Linked DNA regions of Homo sapiens: region 2 is linked to region 1. Evidence: read pairs that join two places in POLR2A ChIA-PET (ENCODE). Cell type or tissue: OCI-LY7. All regions are shown on one strand. Links, peaks and the distances in the headings refer to the core of each region. The heading gives the core; the rest is flanking DNA.

Region 1 (3,029 bases), core at 316-2,815:
GCTTTCTCTTCCTATTCCTTTTTTTTTTTTTTTTTTTTTTTTGAGACAGAGTCTCACTCTGTCGCCCAGGCTGGAGTGCAGTGGTGTGATCTCGGCTTACTGCAACCTCTGCCACCCGGGTTCAAGCATGTCTCCTGCCTCAGCCTCCTGGGTAGCTGGGACTACAGGTGCGTACCACCACACCCAGCTAATTTTTGTATTTTTAGTGGAGACAGGGTTTCACCATGTTGGCCAGGCTGGTCTTGGACTCCTGACCTCAAGTGATCCACCCCCCTTGGCCTCACAAAGTGCTGGGATTACAGGCATGTGCCACTGTGCTCAGCCAGGGTCTAAAGTCTTAATAACCAGCACTAATAATAATGACTTCTACTTTACTCCTTAGCCAAATTAACTACTCATCTTTGCATAATAATTGTGAACATTTGCTGAGTTCTTACTTTGTCAGGCTTTCTTCTGAGACAGGTAGCTAGACATATATATGTATGTATATCATATATGTAATATGTTATATATATATTATATAAGTTCATACATACTCATTTAATCCCTGTAACAACTCTTTGAGATTGGTACTTTTATAATCCTCGTTTGACTGAGGAGGCAACTAAGGCTGACACAGCTGGCAAGTGGCAGTCTTACTTCGGAACCACACCAAACTCTGTGCTATTCATTTCGAAGGTTTTTGTCATGCTACAACTGGCTGTGTAGGGCTGTTACTTAAAGAGGCAGCTGGGAGTATGCGTTGGAGAAAAGAGTGGTTCATTTCACTGGCACTAAAACATAAAAAGCAACCAATGACAAAAACCCTGAGTCTTATAGATTGCCACACTGCTGTCTTCTCTGAGACCCTTCATGGCTCCCCTCTACTAAACAAAGCCAAGATCCTCAGCCTGGTGTTCCAGAGCTTCCTTAGTCTTGTCAATTAGCCCTAGAAAGGGCTTTCTCTTATACTATGGGAACTTCTAAAACCATCTCTCCCATCATTTCATACCCATCTGGGAGGCTGTTATGGGATGAATTGTGTCCCCTAAAAAAGATATGTTGAAGTCCAAATCCCCATGCCAGAGCGTGAGCTTGTTAGGAAATAGGGTCAGTGCAGAAGTAATTAGTTAAGATGAAGTCATACTGGAGCAAGGGTGGGCTCTAAATCTAATATGACTAGTGTCCTTATATGAAGAAGGCCACATGAAAACAGAGGCAAACAGGGAGAACGCTATGTGACTATGGAAGCAGAGATTGGAGTTATGTGTGGCTGTAAGTCAAGGATTGTCAAAGATTGCCAGCAAACCACTAGGAGCAGGAAGAGGCAAGGAAGTTCTCTGGCAGGTTGCAGAGGGAGCATGGCCCTGCTGACACCTTGATTTTGGACCTCTAGCCTCCAGAATTGTGAGAAGATACATTTCTGTTGTTTTGAGCCATCCAGTTTGTAGTACTTTGTTACAGCAGCCCTAGGAAACTAAAACAGAGCCTTGGCCAGTTAACTCCATCACTGCAGATTTGAGTCCAAGATGTATGGGAGGGCCTTCTTTCTCTTGTTCCATTTCTTTGCTCTCAGCGGGCAGTGGCATCCTTGGCTGTTTGCTTACATAACACACAGACAACACACCCATGACATTCCCCCTATCTCTTAATGCAGACAGCACACCAGTAGTCTGTTTATTTCCCGACATGCCCTGTGCAGGGCTGGTACAGGTCCCCTGCCCCCTGCCTCTTCCTGGCTCAGGGCCAGCCCAACCCCTCTGGGGAGACAGTAGATTGAAGCCCCTTTCTGGGTTGCCTAGGCGACAGTGCCGTCTGAGTGCCCTGGAGCCAGGCAGCTGTGGCTGCAGGGAAGCGAGGGACCAAGGGAAGCTGGGGGTCAGAAAGGAGGATTAGGGGAAAGACCCAAAGAGAGTCCTTTAAAGTGGCTCTAGAACAAACACAAAAGGTAAAATTAAAACTGCAGCATCACCATAACCAGTGTTATAGAGCAATATGCCGGACTTGAGATGGAAAGGAAAAGGCTTCCCTCAGGGAATTCTATACGGAGCTTAGCTCTATGGGTCTCGGAGTCCAAGCCCCATTCAAACTTATGCTTTGAGGCCTTCTGGCAGCACAAGAGATCAAAAGATGACAAAACCCAGGCAAATAGGGACTGGCATTTTGCACAGCAAGGGCAAGTCTTCTATAAACAGCAGTAAGATACACAGTGAATGAAGAAAGATGCTTGCAGTTTTTTGGTTCACAATTAAGTGATGTCTGCTGTGTGTAGGGAAACATGCTGGGTGCTATGTATGAAGAGTGAGGATACAGACAGAAACACAATGCCATTCTTGCCCTCAAGAAGCCCATAGTCCTTCCTTAACCCAATCATTACTTCAAGAATGGACTTCTGCTGGGCGCAGTGGCTCACGCCTGTAATCCCAGCACTTTGGGAGGCTGAGGTGGGCAGATCACCTGAGGTCAGGAGTTCAAGACCGGCCTGGCCAACATGGTGAAACCCCATCTCTACTGAAAATACAAAAAAATTAGCCAGGAGTGGTGATGCATGCCTATAGTCTCAGCTACTCGGGAGGCTGGGGCAGGAGAATCGCTTGAACCCGGGAGGTGGAGGTGCATTGAGCTGAGATCAAGCCACTACACTCCAGCCTGGGCAACAGAGCAAGACTCTGTCTCAAACAAACAAAAAAAGAATTTCTAAGGCTGGGCACAGTGGCTCACGCCTGTAATCCCAGCACTTTGGAGGCCGAGGCGGGTGGATTGCTTGAGGTCAGGAGTTCGAGACCAGCCTGGCCAAGATGGTGAAACCCCGTCCCTGCTAAAAATACAAAAAAAAAAGAGCCAGGCAAGGTGGTGGGTGCCTGTAATCCCAGCTACTCGGGAGCTAAGGCAGGAGAATCGCTTGAACCTGGGAGGCAGAGGTTGCAGTGAGCCGAGATCGCACCACTGCACTCTAGCCTGGGTGACAGAGCAAGACTCCGTCTCAAAAAAAAAAAAAAATCAACTTATATAATAGCAAGCTGGAATGCTCCAAGGCAATTCTTCTCAGT
Region 2 (2,717 bases), core at 1-2,500, 250 kb after region 1:
AAAACGAAACAAGCAAATCATGGAGAAGAATGGAAATAACCGAAAGCTGCGGGTTTGTGTTGCTACTTGTAACCGTGCAGATTATTCTAAACTTGCCCCGATCATGTTTGGCATTAAAACCGAACCTGAGTTCTTTGAACTTGATGTTGTGGTACTTGGCTCTCACCTGATAGATGACTATGGGTAAGATGAAAGCATTTTCTTATTCTTCATTGCAACAGTGTGCTAGAAGGAGCTTGGGTTTTGTAGCCATATGGGCCCAGCTTCAAATTCCTGTTCTGCTGCTTAGTTTTTATGTGGCCTTAGAGTAGTCACTTAGCATCTCTGAGCCTCAGTTTCCTCATTATATAATGTAGTGAAAACTTATATTGTAAATTATTGTGAGGAATGGAGATCATGATATAGAGCATCCATCACAATGATGCCGCTTAGTAGATGATTGATAAATGGTAGCTATAAATAATATTACTGTTTGTTATTAGTTGTTACATTCAAACAAATGCCACTTATAAATACATATTGTATGAGTATAATAATGTGATTCCATGTAAACTGTTTTGTGAGCTGTAATGGCAATCTTTAAAACTGGTTTATAGGCCAACAGCATATAAAGTAGTAGATATGGAACAAGATTTTAAAAATCTAATCTGCAAGGTAAAGTAGAGAGTTACATTACTGTCACCATTGACATTTATTTTGCTGACATTAGGTTTGTTATTAATCACAGGCTACATTTAAAAAGTGAAAGTTGGGCCGGGCACGGTGGCACATGCCTATAATCCCAGCACTCTGGGGGGCTGAGGTGGGTGGATCACCTGAGGTCAGGAATTTGAGACCAGCCTGGCCAACATGGTGAAACCCTATCTCTACGAAAAATACAAAAAAAAAAAAAATTAGCCAGTTGTGGTGGCGCATGCCCGTAGTCCTAGCTACTCGGGAGGCTGAGGCAGGAGAATCACTTGAACCCGGGAGGCGGAGGTTGCAATGAGCTGAGATCACACCACTGCACTCCAGCCTGGGCAACAAGAGTGAGACTCCGTCTCAAAAAAAAAAAAAGCAAAGGTTGAATAATCTGAGAGAACAAGGCGTATTACATACATCTTGATGTATGTAATAAAAAGTCATTTAGTGCACCCTTGTGGCATGAATATATTAATGCAGTCTCCAAAGAGGATCACAAATACAATACTGTATCTGAAAGAACCTTGCGTTAAAATAAAATTGTCCTTTTCAGACTATTCTTTAAAAACAAGGTGGGAATTCGCTACTAGGAAATACTTAAAGAGTAGAGAAGAAACTTAATGGATAGCTCAGGGATCCACAGATTTTTTTTTTTTTTTTTTTTTTTGAGACGGAGTTTTGCTCTTGTTGCCCAGGCTGGAGTGCAGTGGCGTGATCTCGGCTCACTGCAACTTCCACCTCCCGGGTTCAAGTGATTCTCCTGCCTTAGCCTTCCGAGTAGCTGGGATTACAGGCATGCGCCACCATGCCCGGCTAATTTTGTATTTTTAGTAGAGACGGGGTTTCTCCATGTTGGTCAGGCTGGTCTCAAACTCCCAACCTCAGGTGATCCACCTGCCTCCGCCTCCCAAAGTGCTGGGATTACAGGTGTGAGCCACTGCGTCCGTCCAGATTTTTTTTTAATATAAAATGAATTCTGGCTATTTAGGAGCATCCTCTCAGTAGAACAGAAATTTTAGCTAGAGCCTGAGATGAAAGTTTGAGTGGGTTCTTTTACTGCTCTGAGAAAGCTTTGACAGGAAGACTAGTGGAAGAGAGGCTCTCAGGGAAATGGTAGTAGGTTTTTTATCTGCCTACCACAGTTACCAAGGGTGGAAGAATAGTGTTTATCTGATGAGACCGTTAAATAGGAAATTTGACTAGTACTTAATGAAAATGCATGTTTAAGGTACATTCTAACACAAGAAATTGGTTGCTTCTTGGGAGAAGAATTGGATGACTGGGAGACAAAAGTGAGAGACTTTTCACCATGAAATGTTTTCTTAAAGAAAAAAGGTTTGGCCAGGCACGGTGGCTCACACCTGTAATCCCAGCACTTTGGGAGGACGAGGCGGGCGGATCACGAGGTCAAGAGATTGAGACCATCCTGGCCAACATGGTGAAACCCTGTCTCTACTAAAAATACAAAAATTAGCTGGGCGTGATGGCACACGCCTGTAGTCCCAGCTACTCGGGAGGCTGAGGCAGGAGAATCGCTTGAACCTGGGAGGTGGAGGTTGCAGTGAGTCAAGATCGCACCACTGCACCCCAGCCTGGGCGACAGAGCGAGACTCTGTCTCAAAAAAATAAAAAAAAGGGTAAAAAACATTTTCCCCTAAGTGTATATAAAAAGTGCTGACCACTGTTAAAAGTTTAGTCTCTTTCTTCCTAATAAAAAAATTCTCTGGCCGGGTGCAGTCGCTCACGCGTGTAATCCCAGCACTTTGGTAGGTCAAGGTGGGTGGATCACCTGAGGTCAGGAGTTCAAGACCAGCCTGGCCAACATGGCAAAACCCCATCTGTACTAAAAATAGAAAAATTAGCTGGGTGTGGTGGTACATGCCTGTAATCCCAGCTACGCAGGAGGCTGAGGCAGGAGAATCGCTTGAACCCGGGAGGCAGAAGTTGCAGTGAGCCTAGATCGCGCTACTGCACTCCAGCCTGGGCAACAGAGCAAGACTTCATCTCAAAAAAAAAAAAAAAAAAAAAAAAAAGAA

The links. ChIA-PET counts read pairs that join two places held together with the same protein. Peaks named below come from ENCODE experiments on the same cell type or tissue, not always from the same donor. Only the 100,000 strongest peaks of a DNase experiment are listed, where the experiment ranks them.
Region 2: POLR2A ChIA-PET joins it to region 1 with 6 read pairs; 3 of 35 experiments call an interaction of 5 or more read pairs at or near these places.

What each region holds. Positions count from the first base shown.
Region 1 is chr9:36,498,402-36,501,430 of GRCh38, reverse strand. No RefSeq gene overlaps it. Among named protein-coding and RNA genes, the nearest start is that of MELK, 73 kb to the left of the region's middle. In OCI-LY7, for the core only: no CTCF peak of the experiment used is centred there; a DNase peak (open chromatin) is centred at 1,730.
Region 2 is chr9:36,246,658-36,249,374 of GRCh38, reverse strand. It overlaps GNE (glucosamine (UDP-N-acetyl)-2-epimerase/N-acetylmannosamine kinase), which reads left to right. Exons shown (of 12, transcript NM_005476.7): 2 at 1-183. The coding sequence starts at 20. Among named protein-coding and RNA genes, the nearest start is that of GNE, 10 kb to the left of the region's middle. In OCI-LY7, for the core only: a CTCF peak has its summit at 1,144; a DNase peak (open chromatin) is centred at 1,124.